Regions from separate parts of the Homo sapiens genome. Here regions 1, 2, 3, 4 and 5 are each linked to region 6. Evidence: chromatin contacts called from ENCODE Hi-C or POLR2A ChIA-PET data. All regions are on one chromosome and are shown on one strand. Each heading gives the region's core, a stretch centred on a gene start or an enhancer-like site at or near the end of the contact. The rest is flanking DNA. Distances are from core to core; before and after follow the strand shown.

Region 1 (3,104 bases), core at 77-2,576, 720 kb before region 6:
CACCTTGCCCATCACCTTGCCCAGAAGGAAGACAAGGACAAAGGCCTGGATGTACAGGACCTAGGAGTGGGGAGAGGCTGTGGTTTGAGGTCACTTTCTGCTTTCCTCTCCTTGGGACTCATCATGCAGGATCCTCCACATCCTCATCACAGTTTATTCAAAGTTAGGCAGCTGGCGGCTACTTCCCTACTTACCTGACCTCTAGCCCCGCCCCTTGCCCAGGCAGACTCCTCCTTCCCTCCCAGGGAGTTCCTCCCTCCCTGAGCCCTGAACTCACTGCCATGCTGGGGCTGGACTTGGTCAGGTACACCACAGTGGGGTAGAACTGGTGTTTGAGGTAGTAGGCGTGAGCCACCACAGCCCCGGTCAGCGCCAGGCTGGCCGCCATCATCACTGCCGTGCGGAACATTGCCCTGGCCCGGAGACCTGCATGGGGCAAGAAAATAACTTATGTGATGCTCGTGCTGTGCAAAATAGCCCGGTGCCTGGCACAGCCTCAATTCATAGGAGAAAGTGGGGGGGAAATCACATTTCGCCCTCGAAATCATCAGACAAAGAATAGCTTACGCTACCCCATTTTACAAATTAGACTCGAAGGGGTTAAGTGATCACACTGACGCAAGGCCTGGAACCTGGGTCAGTCTTGCTTCAAATCTAGGGCTCTTTCCACGCTGCCTGCCAAGCCGCCTCCTCTAGGGAGGTGATGAGGAAAAGCTGCAATGTTGGAGGAGGGGGAGCTGCACCGCTGACCCTCCGGTGGAGAAGATGGGGTGGGAGGCAACAGCAGAAATCTGCTCCAGGGGCGGGAATGCGCAGCCAGGGCTGAGAGCAGCCAAGGCACAGAGGATAGCAGGCTGGGCAGGCGACAGCGCCGGTGACAGCTGTGTTAGGGTGGGCAGTTCGGACGCCCGCCCTGCGGGAGCGGGCGGGGAACGTCAGCCTGGAATCCTGGGGTCCCCCGACCCCCGGAGTAGTGTCAACTCAGAGCACCACAAAAACAGCGGGACGGGAGAGAGCAGCAGCGGGACGGGAGGAGCCGGGTCGCCCTCGCGGCCGCGCACCTGTGAGCACCAGGAGTTGCGGGCGTCGCAGGCAGGGCCCAGGCTTGAGCAAAGCGGCCGCACCGGCGTCTGAGGTCTCCGGCCAGCTGACAGGCCGAAAGCGTGCGGCGGGGCTGAGGGGCGTGCCGACTCCGGAGACCTCAAGGGGAAGGTTCGGGTCCCGACCCCAACCACAACTCGGGCCAGACTTCGCCCCACTCACCAGGAACCCAGCGCCGCGAGCCCGCTCAATCCGCGCGACTGCGGCTGCCCCTCCGGTTAACAACACTCCCCACCCCCTGCGAACCGGAACTTCGGGGGTCAGACACCTCACTTCCGGCGGCGCGGGGCGCGGCGTGGGTCGTACCAAGTGCGTCCTGCCCTGGCTCGCACTGCGCCCTACGTGGGCCCATAGCAATGGTGTCACCACCGTATCTGGGGTGATGTCTACGGGGAAGGGCTGGGCAAGAGGTCCGAGAGGTGGTCGGAAGGTAATAAGGCAACAGGGGGGAGTCGGAGGTCCCCCTATTATTTATTAGTCACAGATGGTATGGCTCCTGCGCTGAGTGGCCTCCTCGGACTGGGGGACTCGGCCCCGCGAGCAGCTGGGAAGGGGAGCCGCTTGCGGGCTGTACCACCTGGAGCGGGGAGTAGGCCAGGGACAGACTATACAAGCCTGAGGGGAATGAAATGTTTTCTTAAACATTTAGGGAGAGTCACAACAGTTTGACAAATACGGTGCTCTCTGAGAGAACTGGATGCGGAAAACAAAAATTTGTCTTCTCCATGATCACCCCCACAAGTTGTGTGGGAGTGAGTTGGGTCCCGTGGCTGCCACTGATTGGTTGCGATAAGTTACGCGGCCCAATAAGAAAAAGAATGTACCTTTGCTGGCCTATAGAAAGGGGAAAGCAGGTGAGTGGTTGTTAGGGGCGGACAGCTGCGTTGCCTAGGCCCTGGTCCCGCTCCAGTTGGCTGAGAGTAGGGAAAGCTCAGTCCTTGGGCGAGTGATCCCTGGCTGGCCTCCGGGAACGTTTGCCGCGCCAGGACAGGGAGGGACAACCAGGTGTACCCGAGACTGGGAGATTAATTCCTGCTAATCTTGGGACGGAAGTGTTCTGTTTGTTCAAAGGAATTGACTTCAGCGTCGCAGGCCTGCCCGCATCTCAGTGTCTGATTTTGCTGCCCATGTGTTGTTCAGCTCTGAGCCATAAGCAAGACCCCCACTGGTCCTGGGCTGCACTGTATTTTAGTTCGTGTCTGGGTCGCAGCCAACTAAGCCTGCTGATTAACAAAATGGAGCTAATGCATCCACTTTGTGCCTTGCGTTTTCCTCCGTCATCTCATTTAATCATCAATCACTAAGGTTTATGAGCTAGGGGGTGCTACCCCCTCCCCCGAAACGTGGGGCAATTGAAATTCAAAGGCTTACCAAAACCTGTCCTAGGATTGGCGCCAGGTCTGTCTGCCTCTAAATCTCTGTGCTGTTGGTCTCAGCCATCTTCCCTGCCACCTGTTGACTTGACAGTTTCAGCTTATAACCAGTCAGAGTTGGCTTCCCCGTAAGGCCACGTATAACTTTTTTTCCCCCTTTTCTTTTTATTTATTTATTTATTAATTTTTGCGACAGGGTCTTGCTCTGTCGCCCAGGCTGGAGTGCATTGGCGCCATCAGGGCTCATTGCAGCCTCGACCTCCCGGGCTCAAGCGATCCTCCCACCTCAGCCCCACAAGGTGTTGGGATTACAGGCGTGAGCCACAACACCTTGCCTATCTGTAACTTTCTAGTGACTGCATCCAATGGTTGGCTTTCAGCCCTTGCTTGACTCAACCTCTCTCCCCTTCTTGAAAGTCTCCTCCCTAAGCTTCTGTGATCCACATGCCTCTGCTCCTCTTTTCTCTCTGGCTATGCATGTGTCCTCTTCTCTTTACCTGATGTCCTTCTCTTTACTTTTCCTGCATGATTTCCTCTGCTCCAGTCCAGCCCCTGACCCAGGTGCTGATGATTTCCTTGTGTGGTCTCCAGCCGGGATCTATCCTGCTTTTAAAACAGTTCAGTGTCCCT
Region 2 (2,890 bases), core at 293-2,792, 520 kb before region 6:
GCTGAGATAGTGCCACTGCACTCTAGCCTGGGCTGGAAGGAAGAATTTGTTAAGGAGCGACAAGAGCAAAACTCCGTCTCAAAATAAATAAATAAATAAATATAAACAAATAATGTTGTTACGAACATTCTTGTACAGCTTTATTTTTTTTTTTTTGAGACGGAGTCTCGCTCTGTCACCCAGGCTGGAGTGCAGTGGCGCGATCTTGGCTCACTGCAAACTCCGCCTCCCAGGTTCACGCCATTCTCCCACCTCAGCCTCTCCAGTAGCTGGGATTACAGGCGTCCGCCACCATGCCCGGCTAATTTTGTTTTTGTATTTTTAGTAGAGATGGGGTTTCACCATGTTAGCCAGGACGGTCTCGATCTCCTGACCTCGTGATCCGCCCACCGTGGCCTCCCAAAGTGCTGGTATTACAAGCGTGAACCAATGCTCCTGGCCTGTTTTTTTTTGTTTTTTTTTTTTAAGAGACAGGATCTTGCTATGTTGCCCAGGCTGGTCTTGAACCCCTGGGCTCAAGTGATTCTCCCACCTCACCCTCTCAAGTAGCTGGGATTACAGGCATGAGGCATTGCACTCAGCTTCTTGTACAGCTTTCTTGTGTGTATATCCAGGAGTGGACTTTGCTGGGTCATAGGGTATGTGTATTTTCAGCTTTAGTGATTATATTTATATATATATATATATATATACATATGTATATATATACATATGTATATATATGTGTATATATATATATGTATATATGTGTATATATATATGTGTATATATATATGTATATATATTTTTTTTCCTTTTTTTTTTTTTTTTTCTTGAGATGGAGCCTCGCTCTGTTGCCCAGGCTGGAGTGCAGTGATGTGGCTCCAGTGGCTCACTGGAGCCTCAAACTCCTGGGCTCAAGTGATCCTCCCACCTCAGCCTCCCTAGTAGCTGGGATTACAGGCATGCACCACCATGCCCAGCTAATCTTTTTTCTTTTTCTTTTTTTCCTTTATTTATTTATTTATTTATTGAGAAGGAGTCTCGCTCTGTCGCCCAGGCTGGAGTGCAGTGGCGCGATCTCGGCTCACTGCAAACTCCGCCTCCCGGGTTCACGCCATTCTCCTGCCTCAGCCTCCCGAGTAGCTGGGACTACAGGCGCTCGCCACCACACCCGGCTAATTTTTTGTATTTTTAGTAGAGACGGGGTTTCACCGTGTTAGCCAGGATGGTCTCCATGTCCTGACCTCGTGATCCGCCCGCCTCGGCCTCCCAAAGTGCTGGGATTACAGGCGTGAGCCACCGCGCCCGGCCCCGGCTCCTGCTCCTCTAAATATTAGAGGCAAGCCTCGAACCGGAGCTCCGGGATGCATGCCAATCTCCGGTTGCGCCTGCGCGTCGGGCTCCCGTGGGGTCCACGCATTTCCTACCCGGCCCCCGCGAACAGGCGTAAAGCTCTTTCTTCAGTGCTCGCTCTAGTGCGCGCGCCCGGACGGCGCCTGCGCAGAGGGCAAGGAACCTGGTACCCCGGTGCGGTCCCGGCGCCTGCGCGCTGCGGACTGTGGGGCTTCTCGGCCCGAGGCAGAGGAACAGGGAAGATGGCGGCTGTGGTGGAGAATGTAGTGAAGCTGTGAGTGGTCGTTTCTTTCTCTCCTAGGGCGGCAGGTTTTGTAAAGGGCCTGGGAGTAGGGGGCGGTGGGGGAAGGGACTAGGCGGAGAGAGGGACATCCCCGGGAAAGCCATGTTGCGACTCCTGGTGGGGAGGGCAACAGGAGACTCCGGAGAAGACGTTGCGCTTCTTTGGAAACTTGTGGAGGCCCTGGTGGGGGCACACTGGAGCCCCGACGGGCGGCATCCCTGCGGGGCTGTGTGGCCTCAGCGTTCCTCGGGGCTGACGGTTTCCAGAGCATGGCGCCCTGCCTGCACGCGAGACTCACCGTCCCGGTCCTCTCCCGAGACGCCTCAGTCCGGAGGAGCGGGGCCGAGGCCCGGGCGGCCCTACGGCTGGCCCGCCGCCCACCCCGCCCCGTCCCGTCCCGTTCGCTGCAGCAACAGGCTCGGCGGCCCCTGCGGAGTGCACTGCGGGGCTGGCTGTTTCAGTTCCAGGCAGCCCCGTGATGTTTGGGAGGATCTTGGGTGGCAGGTACCTAAGACTACAAATATTCTTGGGAAGAATTTATCGAGGAGCGGATCCAGAAGGGAAGGAACTTCAGGGGAGTGGGCCTTGGCCCCGTCCAGTAGCAGCCATCAAAAACCTGCAACTGGACCGAAGCCGTTCAGGACAGCTTAGCCTAAAGGGGCATCTAGGTGGGCATTCTTCCTATTATACGATACCATTGTGCTGGTCAGATTTCAAGCAAAGTTAAAGTTAATAGCTGTTGGGGCCATGGACGCTGGCCTATGAACTGCTTCCTGTGAGTTAAAGATGCTTTGGGACTTGATTTATTCCTACAGAAGAATCAGAATGAGTTTTAGATTGGGTTAATGCATGGTGGGCGAATAGAGCTTCTTTTAATGGGTATGTTGGGCTTGGTGCAAGGGTGGGAAAATTGAGTGGTGTCTAGCTGTCCAGTCAGGGTTTTTGCATTTTGACTGGATGACGAGGTAAAGGTTCGGTAACTCTTCTAAGGGACTCACAGCTTCTCATCTGTCTTTGTCGTGGCCTGAGCCCCACTCTTCCTAAGAGCCTTTTTAAAGAGTAAGTTGCTTCTCCCTCCTGCCTGAAGCCTTTTCTTTGAGAATGCTTTCCCACTTCCATTAAGCTAAGTGCCTTTCCTCCTCTTGTGGTTTGTTTTTTTTTTTTTTAAGTTGCTTTCTGCTCTATCCTGCTGTCTCTTTCAGCCACCCCTCCTCCCAACGCTATTGTCTTTCTCTCTGATCTGCCCACTCCAGTTTCCCCAGCTCTTTCTTC
Region 3 (3,231 bases), core at 191-2,690, 600 kb before region 6:
CGCCACGTTGCCCAGGCCGATCTTGAACTCCTGGGCTCAAGTTAAGGGAGGAGACCACCCCTCATATTGTCTTACGCCCAATTTCTGCCTCCAAAGAAAGAAAAAGTAAAACTAAAAGGCAGAAATGAAATCCACAAGCAGACAGCCCGGCCTCACACCCTAGGCTTGGTAAAGATGGACCCCTGACCTAATCAGTTATGTTATCTATAGATTACAGACACTGTATAGAAAAGCACTGTGAAAATCCCTATCCTGTTTTGTTCTGATCTAATTACTGGTGCATGCAGCCCCCAGTCACGTACCCCCTGCTTGTTCAATTGATCACGACCCTCTCAGGCGCACCCCCTTAGAGTTGTGAGCCCTTAAAAGGGACAGGAATTGCTCATTCGGGGAGCTCGGCTGGTGAGACAGGAGTCTTGCCGATGACCCCAGCCGAATAAACCCCTTCCTTCTTTAACTCGGGTGTCTGAGGAGTTTTGTCTGTGGCTCGTCCTGCTACAAAGTGATCCGCCTGCCTCGGCCTCCCAAATGCTGGGATTACAGGCGTGAGTGACCGCACCTGGCCTGGGATGGACATTTTAAAGGTTCCTGATACATATTGCTAAATTGTTTTCTCGAAACGCTCTATACCATCCCACCAGCATTGTATGACGCCTACGGTTGAGATTTTTGGCTCAAAGAATTACGGTGTATTTCAAGGGGAGAACCCTCTTCTCATCTTACCCCTAAACTCTATCCTTGAGTGACCTACCTTCACTCCCAAGCCTCCAGTCACCCACTGGGAATCTCTACCTGGAAATCCCAGAGGCACTCAAACTTAACGTGTCCAAAACTAAATTATCCGTCACCTTCCCACCTCATATCCCCCCAAATGCCCCAGATTCAGAAAACATACCCATCACTGTGGCTGGCACCACGGTGATAAGCACGATAATAACCATGGCAACCAGATTCCCTACTGAAGCCATTCTTTTAGGATGAACCAAGGGCACAACAGGCAGAGATGACAAGGGGAATGGAGAAGGGGGTACAGTAAGTTTTAGATAGTCGAAGGCACGCGCACGACAACGCCTGCGCACCACGGAACAGGGCAAAAGGGTGACAAACATGCGCCACTGAGTTTTATCGAGCAGCCGATGCCCAGAAAACAGGCATCCGCACACAGACTCAGTTTCCTTGTAGGCAACTCCCGGGCGTTGCGAGTCACAACCGGCATTCTCGCGCCGTGAGAGAGAACTGCGCAGCTGCTGACTGGCGGGCCGCCAGGCGCGTGCGTAGAGACGCCCACACGCCCGCTGATGCGCACGCGCCCTGGGCCGCGCGTGCGCGCGTGGGGTTCCGGAATGAGCCGGGGAAAGCAAGGGGAAGGTTTGGGGTTGGCTCCCGGTTTCGCGCATGCGTGCACTGCACAAACCATTTGGCGGGTTTTTCCGGCCACTCAGTTCTGCCACCGTCACTGAGAAGCTCAGCGGTAGCTTTTGGGAAGCAGGACGTTCTCACCAGGAGAGCGTCCTCTCGAGATTTCTGCTCCCTCCATTCAGGGCGTTTGGGAGCCACCCCTTCATTTTTTAAAAAAAGTATTTCTCTGTGACCGACGGCCGGGGCCTTCTGACGGTCTGAGGTCTTGCTTGGGCCAGTCACCTCCTGTCACGGTCCGCGGAGGGGGGAAGGATAAGAGGGCGAGGAGCTCATCGCTCGCCACCCCCGTGGGCTTCTTGGGCGCAGGTCGGAGCTGGGTGGGCCGGCTCCCCGGCCCCTGGCTTGGGCGACCATGTCCGCATCCGCCCAGCAGCTGGCGGAGGAGCTGCAGATCTTCGGCCTAGACTGCGAGGAGGCTCTAATTGAGAAATGTGAGTCCCGCACCCCTCCCGCCCTGCAGCCGTGCTCCACGCTCTCGCCCGAGTTCCTCGGCGCCTAGAACCGAAAGTGGAGCGCTTCCAATTTCCACTTCCCCTGGAGCAGAGTTCTCGGTGGCTGTGAGATGAAGAATCAAACTTGAGTTTTGAGATTTAGGATGTGGGGACTTTGAAATGCCCACCGGGTACCGCTTGGATGCCAAATCAAAAATAGGAATATGCAGCACGATTTTAAACCAACTCGAAGTTCCCGAAAGGCGGAATTGGGATGTGCTAGATAGAGACTAGGCACTGGTGGCACCTGAGTTTGGAAATTGTTGAAGCCCCGGTAACAAAGCAACAGATGTGGGGGTTTTGAAATGTAGCTTTTTATTCTTGGCTCCTCCCTTTCCAGCCTACACCTTAAACCTCTGCTGATCCATCAGTTATTTTATCATAGCTGTTGGTGGTCTGTGCAAATATGAATCCCTTGAGGTAGGTTCCTAAAATTGAATTTGAGCTGTGGAAGGAGCTTTAGGGAGCTTTACAGATGGAGAAACAGACAAGGAAAGCTAATTGCCTGAGCTGTCTGTGAAGCCAGGTGTCCTGCCTTGGAGTCCCGTGCTGCATCATACGGGTCCATCGTGTTGGTCAAGCTGTAGAGCAGTGTAAGGAGTCATTTGAAGCAAAGCCTGGGAGATGTGGAAGTTCTAGAATCGGTATGAATGTGCACCTGCCTTAACCACTCAACACTTTGAACTTCTTATATACAAAAAGATAACGAAACGTTAATTTATGGTGAGAAATTCCTTTCAGAAACCAGAATACTTCAAGTCTTCATGCCCAGTGCCTTCTCTCTCTCTCTTTTTTTTTTTTTTTTTTTTTGACAGTCTTGTTTTATCACCCAGGCTGGAGTGCAGTGGTGCAATCTCGGCTCACTTCAGCCTCCGCCTCCCAGGTTCAAGCGATTCTCCTGCCTCAGCCTCCCAAGTAGCTGGGATTACAGGCGCCCGCCACCAGGCCCGACTAATTTTTTTTTGTACTTTTAGTAGAGAAGGGGTTTCACCATGTAGGCCAGACTGCTCTCGAACTCCTGACCTCAAGTGATCCACCCACCTTGGCCTTCCAAAGTGCTGGGATTACAGGCATAAGCCAGCAGGCTCGGTCCTTCTCTTTTTAAAAGAAGACTAGCCAGGTGTGGTGGCTCACGCCTGTAATCCCAGCATTTTGGGAGGCCAAGGCAGGTGGATAATCTGAAGTCGAGAATTTGAGACCAGCCTGACCAACATGGAGAAACCCTGTCTCTACTAAAAATACAAAATTAGTCGGGCGTGGTGGCGCATGCCTGTAATCCCAGCTACTCAGGAGGCTGAGGCGGAAGAATCGCTTGAACATG
Region 4 (3,171 bases), core at 313-2,812, 620 kb after region 6:
AACTGTGTGGTGTTATAGGAGTCGGCGAACCTCTTAGCCTCAGTTTCCCTATCTGTACAATGGGTAAAGTGATCATACCTCAGGATTTTTGCAAGAATTAAATGAGGTCCTCCATGCCAAACTGCTAGCAAGGGACCTCAGTATATGCTCATCTTATCTGTGATCATAAAAATGTGATCACGTAGCTGGTTGGGGGGTCCTGAGAGCACTGGGGTCTTTTCCTTGCCTGAGCTGCCCCCTGCTGGCAGTGGGCAGCACTACCTCCCTTACCTGTGCACATTTCAACTTCACCTGTCAGCCAACTTTATACCCATTTTAAAGACAATGAAAACGGAGGCACAGGAAAGAAGAGGGGTGACTTTCCTAAGGACACCGACCAACTTGTTGAACTCCCCCATATAACAAGTAATCATCAAAGCTAACAGCTTGTAACACTGTTGTGTCAAGCAGGGCCTTGGGCACCTTTGTGGATGAGAAACTGGTGTCTATGGTAAGCAGAGGCTGTCTGGCCTAGACACGGGCGTAGCAAGGAGACCGTGCGGGATTTCAGTACCCAAACGCCCCTCACCCTGCGCAACTATAGGGAGCGGCACTGCAGTCAACACATCACAACTTACAATATCCCTTGGATTGGATTCAATTATTAGCCTGGTTTTCCGGTTCATAAAGCCAAGACTCCCAGACAACCTCACTCCACCCCCCAGTCTGACCCTGGGCCCTCACCACTACTCCCCATTTGGCCTAGGCCCTTCCGCATGCCCCACCCAGACCGTGGTCCCGTGAGTCCGTCCAGACCTGTAAAAGTGGACCGCGGGCCCGCCTCTGCTCTGGACTCCCTTTCGGGGCCGCAGGAGGCTTTCTCATCCATCAGGCATCTGGCAAGCACCAGGAAACTACCAGCCTGTTTGTGCTAAGGAAACTGAGGCTCGGGAATGTTTAGCGGCTCCTTCCAGGCCCGTGGCGGGTGGGTGGTGGTACAGTGAAGCAGTCGAGGCGTTTCTCCGCGCCCCTACACGGGTGGGACCACCTCAGCCCTGGCCCGATCCCACTCAACCGTAGCCCCGATTCCCGGCACCGAGAGCTTTGCAACTTCCAAGTCTCCACCCCCAGGTCCCGAGTCCCGAGAGGAAGGTGGAGCCACATTACTCCTATTGTGTAGGTTCCCACCTGCAAGAGTGCTGTCGGGTCCTCTGAGGTGAAACCCCAAAGGAAAGCGGGATCGGGACTGGGGGAGGGGGATTCCCAAGTCCCTGACACCCGCGCCGTCTCGGCCTGGGCTTGGTGACCTCGTCAGTCCCGTCTGCCGGGACTAGGCCGCGGCCAGGCCGGGCACAGCGGTACCCGGTCCGGCGCGTGTGCGGCCTGCTGACAAAAGGCCGAGCCCGCAGGGCCAATCCGCGCGCCACCCCGTAGCGCCTGGGGGCGGGAGCGGGCGAGCCGAGAAGCTCGTCTTGGCGCGTCTATTGGCTGGTACTGACGCCCATCCGGACCCCGAGGCCAGGCAGTTGGCCAAGGGGGGCGGGGTTCGCAGAGCCCCAATGAATGGGGGAGCCGGAAGCAGGAAGTGAGTTTGCGAACGGAGCAGCTGCTGCAGGTGAGGCGCGGCGCCTGGGCTTTTGGGGTCAAAGCGTGTCATCCCGGGGGACCAAGGCGAATCCATACTGAGCGCAAAATCGTTCCCTTTCTGCCCACTCTCCAGTACCCCCTCCAAATTCACCCCGCCCTCGAGGCCAAGGAGTGCTCCGGGGAGCAAAGAGTTAACAGCCCTTTCCGAACCTCGAGGCTGTGCTATTGGGGCGGGGCTTCTGGAGGCCGGGGCAGGGCGAGGAGGCTGGACACTCTGTCCCAGCCGGGACGGGGCGTGGCGGGGAGAATGCCCCGGGTTGGGGAATCCCCGGGTTCCAACGGGGCTGTCAGACCTTCAGTAAATTGTTGCCCTTTCCAAGCCTCAGTTTCCCTATCTGTAAAATGGGCTTTCTTCTGGTTGTGAACTTCTGTGGCTTCCCTGGTGGAGCACAGGGAGCGAGCAGGAGAATGGAGGGCCAAGGAAAAGGCATTTAGAGGGATGAGAATGGGACAGTTTCAAGCAAAATCATTTATTGCTGTGGATACTTTCCGTCCAGGGCGACTTCATCTGATTAGCGCACCCACCTGGTAATATTGGGGTTATTCTCTCTTTTATAGAGGAGGAAACGGAGGTACAGAAAAGTGAAGCAATGGACTTGACTTTTAGGAGTCTGGGGCCGAGTCCTGGCTAAAGGCTGAGCCTTCCAGCTGGCGGCCTGGCACTTTATCCTTGTGAGCACAGTGGAAAGTGTAAAGAATTCTGAACAAAGGCCAGGCGCGGTGGCTCACGCCTGTAATCCCAGCACTTTGGGAGGCCAAGGCAAGCAGATCGCTTGAGGCCAGGAGTTCGAGACCAGCCTGGACAAAATAGCGAGACCCCGTCTCTATCAAAAATACAAAAAATTAGCTGGGCATGGTGATGCACGCCTGTAGTCCCAACTACTTTGGAGGCTGAGGCAGGAGAATCGCTTGAACCCGGGAGGCGGAGGTTGCAGTGAGTCAAGATCATGCCACTGCACTCCAGCCTGGGCAACTAAGTGAGACTCCGTCTTAAAAAAATAATACTGAACAAGGAAGCAGGGAGGGGCCTGGGCTGGGAGCCTAGAGATGAGGATCTCTGCTGCTGATGTCTCCATTGTGGGATTAGGCAAGGCTCTTAGCCTCTCTGAACCTCAGTTTCCCCATCTGTAATACTAGGTAGTTAGAGTCAATCAATTTTTTTTTTTTTGAGGTGGAGTCTCACTCTGTTGCCCAGGCTGGAGTGCAATGGTGCGGTCTCAGCTCACTGCAGCCTCCACCTCCTGGGTTCAAGTGATTCTCCTGCCTCAGCCTTCCCAGTAGCTGAGATTACAGGTGCCTGGCACCAAGCCTGGCTAATTTTTGTATTTTTAGTAGAAAGGAGGTTTCACCATGTTGGTCAGGCTGGTCTTGAACTCTTGACCTCAGGTGATCCACACACCTCGGCCTCCCAAAGTGCTGGGATTACAGGTGTGAGCCACCATGCCTGACCTTAGAGTCAATCTTTAAGGTTTAGGGACTACAGACCAAATATGGTCCACCAGTGTATTTTGTGACCCCTTGGGTGAGTCATCTCACCTTCTCTAA
Region 5 (2,880 bases), core at 187-2,686, 940 kb before region 6:
AGGCTAGCCTGGGCAACATAGCGAAATCCTGTCTCTATAAAAATAAAAAAGGGGCAGCCTAGAGACGGCCTTAGAGGCTGAGGCTAAGGTTAGAGGTCAGAGAGGGCTTCCTACACCAGAATTCACAGACAGCAGGCCACTGGGGGGTGCCCCCAGTTCAGGGCCCACGATTATCCTACCCCACATTTGCTCACCAGGGCCTGGCCTACCCCCAAAGCCTAGCTCTTCTGCCCAGATTAGCAGCCCCCTGAGTCCAGCCACAAAACTGAGAAGTCCCTGCCTCCATGCCCACCCCTGCTGCTCTGGACCTGGTGGATCGACCAGGACGCGCCTCTAATTGGTGGCTCCTTCAAAGCTCCCCAGGTCAGCTGAGCTGTGAGTCAGGGCTCCTCACCGTTCCCAGCCTCAAGCCTCTGACCTTACACCTCTTGGCCTCCCTAGCATCTCCCTTGGCCTCCTCCCGGCTTGAAGCCAGATCTCCCCACCTTTCCTCCAGGGCCTCCCTCCAGGCAGGGACACTGAGCCGGGGGGGTCGGTGGGAGATGTAGGTGGGGGCCATCCAGTCCCTCCCTAGACACCCACTTGGCCCATCCCACTCTCCCAAAAGCAGGAAGTAGGCAGCGACCCAGGCACACGAGGTGTTGATCAACACTGGTACTGACGTACTGACGCGGTTGTTGACATACACATCCGGTGGTTTGTTGATCCCACCTACGGGCTCAGGACCGTGGGGTCAAGAGGTCAGGGCACATGATCCACAGGTGTCCTCGCCAGGGCTCCGGACCCCTACCAGCTTCCCCCACCAGCTGCGCAGGCCCAAGTCTGTCACTGCCCTGGCCCAGCTCAGTTCCTACGCTCCCTCCCCAGCCCCTCCTCAGCCCGAGAGCCAACCTCCTTAACTCAGCCCCCAAACTCGACGAGTTTGTCTTGCATTCTCCAGACAGGTGATCTTGCCCTCTCCAGCCTCAGTTTCTCCTCCCGTGGAGACAGAAACCCCTTCCCGCTCAGTTTCTGGCTCTGGTAAGGAACTGAAGAGGCCAGCCGGGGTGCCTCTGACGCCTGGAGAGGGCAAGATTCCCCTGGCCTCTCTACGCCCGGTGCCTGATCCCCCAGCCCGATCCTGCCGCAGGGAGCCTCAGGTCGCTGCGCTCCCACCCTCCGCACCTTCCTGGACTCGGGCCTGGCTCCTCACCCAGATTTCCAGGTGGATGTCTCGCAGGGCAACGCTGCCCTTGTACAGATCGAGGCTGAGCTGGTCCAGGCTGAGGTGCTCTTGGAAGAAGTGACCTAAGTAGTGGTGCAGCAAGTAGCGGCAGACCCGCTCTTTCACACAGTTTGACCATGGCCACAGCCATCGTGACATCTCGGAGACCGCCGGGCCTGGGCCGCCTCCGCTTGCCGCCCGCCGGCGATCCCCGTCCGGCTCCGCTGTTCACTAGAGCCCCCGGCTCGCCCCGCCGCTTCTCTAGGCGCCAGGCCGCGCCTCCGGACGCCCAGCCACGCCCCCTACGCTCACTGTCATTGGCTATTGCAAAGGGCGAGGCCTACTGATTGGCTGCGCGGGGCGGAGCCTTCGGGCGCGAAAAAGGGACTGGGCTCTCTGCATGATATAGGGCTCTCAATCATGATTTACGCTTGCGTAAAGTACTGTGTGGGAGGACCTTTAACCTCCCCTCTACAGGCTCTGGGAAGGCTGTTGCTCCAGGTGCCGGCCCCTCAAAGGAATGCGCATGTGCTGATTCGTCCAACCACTTTAAGTGGTTGGGGAGGATTTAAAGGGACAGTGTCCCATCAAACTTCGTAGAAGCCTTCCCCAGAGGAGTAAACTCAGTGCGCGATCTTAAGCGCGCATCTGTGGAAACAATTAAGTGAGTAAACATTCGCATTTTGCAAAATCTTTTACCATCCTTTATCTCATTGAGCCCTCTTAATAATCGCTCAAGGTAGGGATTATTGCCACCGCTTTACAGGTAAGAAAACAGATTAAGATACGAGAAAGACCCTGCCTCAAAAACAAACAAAAATAAATAAGGGCTCTGAATCCATCACCAAGGAAGGTCTTTTTTCCCCTCCTCACCCCGGAATGCTCAGAGGGAGATTAACTGACCCTCCCTTCTCTCTGCCGTCGGTCAGGCCTTAGGCACCTCTCTGAAATAATAATAGCTTTTCATATCTCTAGTCCTAAAATCAAAGAATGGATTCTGCCTCCTTTAAGCAGGGGGGCATTGTTTTTGTACGGCCTTTGAGCTAAGTATGGTTTTTATGTCTTTTAAATGGTTAGGGGAAAAATCAAAAGAAGAATGAACTTTTCATGGCATGTGAAAAATCATATGAAATTCACATTCCAGTGTTTATACATAACGTTTTAGTGTCACACAGTCTTGCTCATTTGCTTAAGTTCTGCCCCGGGCTGCTTTCTTGCTACAAGAGCAGAATTCAGTACTTGAGACAGAGGCCTGCAAAGCCTAAAATATTTATTTTCTGGCCCTTCACAGAAAAAGTTTGCCAACCGCTGCTCTGTAGGGGGCAGCCACACAAAACCTCTTACATCATGGGCGACTTCAGGAACAGCCATAGGTAATTATGTTTCTTTTCTTTTCTTTTTGAGACAGACTCTCTCTGTCACCTAGGCTGGAGTGCAGTGGCACAATCTTGGCTCACTGCAACCTCTGCCTCCTGGGTTCAAATGATTCTGCTGCCTTGGCCTCCCAGAGTAGCTGGGATTACAGGCATGCACCACCGCACCCAGCTAATTACCGTGTTGGGCAGGCTGGTCTCGAACTCCTGACCTTAGGTGATCAGCCTGCCTTGGCCTCCCAAAGTGTTGGGATTACAGGCACGAGCCACCGTGCCCGGCCTATGTTTCTATTTTATTTATTT
Region 6 (3,328 bases), core at 1-2,500:
CTCTGCGTCGTGCTTCGGGGTGCCCGAGCCAGGAGAGGGAGGGGCAATCCAAGGTAAATCTGGTCCCCCAAACTCCCCGGAACTGCAGAAGAAGCCGGCCACGTGACTCGGCCGCATCCGGAGTGGGCGGGGACAGGAGATCGGCTGGGCCCGGCCCCCTCACCAATGCAGAAACGCGTATCCGAGAGGCAGCAGCATCTCCAGGTCCCTAACCCTGTGGAATCGCCCTAAAACAACGGGTGTATCAGACCCATCTCCTGCAGGCAGGAGCCTGGGCAAGCTACATAACCTTCGGTTTTCTCAGCCCTCGGGCCGTATACAGGGGGCGGGGTGGTTTCCGGGCGGTGCCCGCCTGGGTCACTTCCCTAAACTCGGCTCCACCCTCACTCAGGCCCATCCGGGAAGGCCTCGCTGGCCCAGGGCTTCGGCACCGGCGGCCGGGCCTGAGCGTGCGCGCACGCGCCGACAGACAGCGCCGTTCCAGCCCTCGCCCGATGCACGGGTGAGAACGCAGCTCGTTAGATGCGCTCCCGAACGGGCCGCGGTCTCTGCGATGCCCCCTCCAAGCCTTGCGGTGCAAGGCCTTAATCGCAGGCACCCACGCCCCAACCGGGACCCCGTCTTCCCAGCATCACCCCTCGCCGCGCCAGCACCCGCCCCTCCCGGGCGCAGGCATCCCTGCCACCTGCTCCCGAGACGGACCCGGCTGCCGAGGGAGGGTGACGCGCAGACAGGAACAGCCTTGGGTGGGGCGCGCGCGCCGAGACCTCTCGCGCGCTTTTTCCTCGCCGCCCCCGGGCCGGGTTTGGACGCCGCATGCTCCAGTCGAGAGCGCGCCCCTAAGAAGAAAGGCGCGACGCCGGCCGTTCCGCGAGGGGCGCCCCAGCGCGCGCCCCGAACCCCTCCCCCCGCGGCCGGTGTCCGCGCGGGCGCACCAGCGGGTGGGGGAGGGGAGCCCAGGCGGAGCGCGAGCGACGTCCAGACCGGCCCTCCCCGGCGCCCACGGGCGCGCACGCGCATTCCGGCACCGCCCGCCCCTTCGTGCGAGACCCTCATCCCGCCCGGGGCGCTGGGGGAGGGGGTGCGGACGTCGCTCCCCAGTCGCTTCCCGCGCGCAGGCGACCGACCCGCAGCCGCCTCCCTCAGGCGCCGTGGCCTGCCGCTCACCATGTTTCCGGAAACGAAAAGGAGAGGGCACCGAGAGCCGCAGAAGACGAGAGCGCTGCAGCCGCTGCCGGGACCCGACTGAACGCGGCCTCTCCCGGCCCCTTCCGTTTAGTAGGAGCCGCACAATGAGGGGTGGGGCGGGCTTCCGGCGCTCCCACCGCGAGCCGACGGGAAATGGAGTCCGCTGGCCCTGCGCCGCCGCCTCGCTCGCTGGGTAACGGAGTCTTCCCGCCGGCCGGCTCCGAGCTGCAGTGCATGTAGGGAAATGTAGGCCCAGGTCCTGGGCGGCACCGCAGCGCGCAGCGCGAGCCCATTGGTCCAATTTCCCAGGAACCGCTCTGAGCCCGGCGAGGCGGCGCTCAGTAAAATGACCCGAAAACGATCCCCGACTAAGCGGCTCTTTATCCCACAGCAAAACGGCTTTCTTAAGACCCATCTGGTATTATCTGGATCCCTTGGCCTGAAATTTTTGAGTGAGGTTAGGGTTTTGCATTTCTGAATCGAAGCAACTATTGATTAGCCTGGAATCCCGACCTAAAGCAAAGGAAATCACAAGTATGAAGGCGTCGTCAGTCGGATAAACACTAGTACTCTGCATGTGTAAAGCCACTCTCGTCTCCTGAAAAAAGGCCATGTCCAACGTCAGTAAAACAAGAATAGGAGGAAAAGGCACAGGGGAAAGGTACAAGGAAATCTCTGAGAGCTTTGTTCTTGTTTAAAGATGTTTGGCAAAGTCATGAGGCGTTAAAGGGTAAAGACGAGGGTTTGTGCATTCAATTCAAGGCTTCTTTACATGCCTTTACGTGCCAATGAGAAGAAATAGATATTAAACCAGACTTGAACCCAGCTCTCGAGTTGATAGCCAGGTACATGGTTATTCTAACATCCGCAAAACTGAGACAAGTTCTGTGGTAGTATATGCCTTAAAAAAAAAAAGAAACGAGCGGGGGACTCCGGGATGATTTTGTTGTTCTAGAACAGTGACCACAGCCTCACACTCTGCAGGAAAAGACTGGGTCGCAAACAAGTCAGAGGCAAACCCAGAAAGGGAACTGGGGGCCCTAATCCTATAAACGGAATTAAGGGTGTAAACGGAGAGCGATGCCTGGGAGTGGGGTACCTTGCAGAGCATACCGGGGGTTGTAGTCGGGGACATTCCACAGCACCGCCCCCGCCCGGACTCCCGGCGCTCCAGGTGGAGACAGCAGCTTGACCCCGCCTCCCGCGAGCGACCCTACATGAATATGAGGCTAGCGCCCCCTTTTCTGAGCCTTAGAGTTTCCAAGAGCAACGGGGAGAGAGAGGGGGGCTTCGCAGTTACCCTGGAGACGCGCTCTCGCCCGCCCCCAGCCGCGGGATGCCCTAGATGTCCTTATTAGGACAAGAGACTCGAGGGGGCGGGGCCAGCCCGACAGCCGGCTTGAGGCTCCTTATAAGGCCGCGGCGGGCGGGAGGCGGGAGCCGGAGCCCATTGGTCCAATTTAGCTTGGCTGGGGCTACTGCGCCGTGGGCTAGGCACAGTCCTGAGGGGCGGGACTGGAGCTCTGGCGCCCACCTCTCCCTTCCTCGCAGGCTGGAGACCTGCGTGTTGCGACTTCCGGCATAGCAGCTAGAGGCCGGGTGCTGCTTCAAACCCTGGCGGGTCGCCTGTGTCCAACTCAGCTATACGTGTCTTTCAGGCTTCTCAGGTTGAAGCCCTTTGTAGGGTTTCCATCTTCAACCTCCCTGAGGGTCTCCCACTTCCGATTAGCCACAAAAATGACGAAGTGTTCTCCCCTCTACCTGTGTCTGGGCTTCTTAACCCGCAGCCTGCTCCTCCGCTCCCAAACCCAACCGCGTGCCCATCTCAGGCCTCCCCAACTGCCAGGATGCCCAAGCACCTCTTACTTACAGTCCTCCTTCCTCTAGGCCTCTGACCCCCGACATTCCGAGTTCTATTTTGGGCCTTCTCGGCACGTCCCCGACTTCCTCTCCACCACACACTCTTTGCCCTGTATCCCGGGGATGAGGATCACCATTTCCTCCAAGGGTCCTGCAGCTCCTCCTGCCTTACCTTTGTGTCCTCATCCCCGGCACCCATTTCTGGGTGTCCCTCCCACCAATACGTTTGCACCCGTTTGTCTCCTAGCCCCCGCCTCTCCTGGACTCTTTTCAAGACCAG

What was found. Hi-C counts contacts between places; a loop is a spot of excess contacts on that map. ChIA-PET counts read pairs that join two places held with the same protein, here RNA polymerase II (POLR2A). Pooled maps may share reads with other maps.
Region 1: a map of gastrocnemius medialis shows a loop between it and region 6 (14-fold over the local background). The contact joins the promoter of SYVN1 here to the promoter of CFL1 in region 6. A Hi-C loop is called at or near these places in 2 of 168 maps with a recorded cell type or tissue (CD4-positive, alpha-beta memory T cell and gastrocnemius medialis), 2 of 37 single-sample maps with no recorded cell type and 10 of 50 pooled maps. POLR2A ChIA-PET finds 5 or more read pairs at or near these places in 5 of 52 experiments (CD4-positive, alpha-beta T cell, MCF 10A, activated CD4-positive, alpha-beta T cell and 2 more).
Region 2: a pooled map shows a loop between it and region 6 (9-fold over the local background). The contact joins the promoter of DPF2 here to the promoter of CFL1 in region 6. A Hi-C loop is called at or near these places in 3 of 50 pooled maps. POLR2A ChIA-PET finds 5 or more read pairs at or near these places in 3 of 52 experiments (CD4-positive, alpha-beta T cell, activated B cell and activated T-cell).
Region 3: a pooled map shows a loop between it and region 6 (28-fold over the local background). The contact joins the promoter of POLA2 here to the promoter of CFL1 in region 6. A Hi-C loop is called at or near these places in 10 of 50 pooled maps.
Region 4: a map of gastrocnemius medialis shows a loop between it and region 6 (6-fold over the local background). The contact joins the promoter of DPP3 here to the promoter of CFL1 in region 6. A Hi-C loop is called at or near these places in 2 of 168 maps with a recorded cell type or tissue (gastrocnemius medialis and posterior vena cava) and 8 of 50 pooled maps.
Region 5: a loop to region 6 is called in a pooled map, with 8 times the contacts of the local background. The contact joins the promoter of ATG2A here to the promoter of CFL1 in region 6. A Hi-C loop is called at or near these places in 2 of 168 maps with a recorded cell type or tissue (both CD8-positive, alpha-beta T cell) and 9 of 50 pooled maps.

What each region holds. Positions count from the first base shown.
Region 1 is chr11:65,133,193-65,136,296 of GRCh38, forward strand. It overlaps SYVN1 (synoviolin 1), which reads right to left and starts at 1,327. Exons shown (of 16, transcript NM_172230.3): 1 at 1,264-1,327; 2 at 278-426; 3 at 1-60. The coding sequence starts at 409. RefSeq lists silencers at 1-106, 1,823-2,006 and enhancers at 708-777, 1,066-1,969, 1,328-1,837.
Region 2 is chr11:65,332,310-65,335,199 of GRCh38, forward strand. It overlaps DPF2 (double PHD fingers 2), which reads left to right and starts at 1,543. Exons shown (of 11, transcript NM_006268.5): 1 at 1,543-1,609. The coding sequence starts at 1,578. RefSeq lists an enhancer at 1,795-1,844 and a silencer at 1,895-1,984.
Region 3 is chr11:65,260,522-65,263,752 of GRCh38, forward strand. It overlaps POLA2 (DNA polymerase alpha 2, accessory subunit), which reads left to right and starts at 1,441. Exons shown (of 18, transcript NM_002689.4): 1 at 1,441-1,850. The coding sequence starts at 1,772. RefSeq lists enhancers at 579-1,466, 1,461-1,710, 1,467-2,352.
Region 4 is chr11:66,478,872-66,482,042 of GRCh38, forward strand. It overlaps DPP3 (dipeptidyl peptidase 3), which reads left to right and starts at 1,563. Exons shown (of 18, transcript NM_130443.4): 1 at 1,563-1,594. DPP3-DT (DPP3 divergent transcript) reads right to left here and starts at 1,378. Exons shown (of 4, transcript NR_120586.1): 1 at 1,168-1,378. RefSeq lists enhancers at 389-956, 1,533-1,702 and a silencer at 1,343-1,392.
Region 5 is chr11:64,915,773-64,918,652 of GRCh38, forward strand. It overlaps ATG2A (autophagy related 2A), which reads right to left and starts at 1,437. Exons shown (of 41, transcript NM_015104.3): 1 at 1,193-1,437. The coding sequence starts at 1,363. It also overlaps a transcript of PPP2R5B not described here. RefSeq lists a silencer at 1,349-1,658 and an enhancer at 1,709-1,838.
Region 6 is chr11:65,856,930-65,860,257 of GRCh38, forward strand. It overlaps CFL1 (cofilin 1), which reads right to left and starts at 1,251. Exons shown (of 4, transcript NM_005507.3): 1 at 1,168-1,251. The coding sequence starts at 1,170. It also overlaps a transcript of MUS81 not described here. RefSeq lists silencers at 817-1,216, 2,627-2,706 and enhancers at 823-1,363, 1,297-1,346, 1,737-1,806, 2,367-2,456, 2,977-3,026 and 1 more.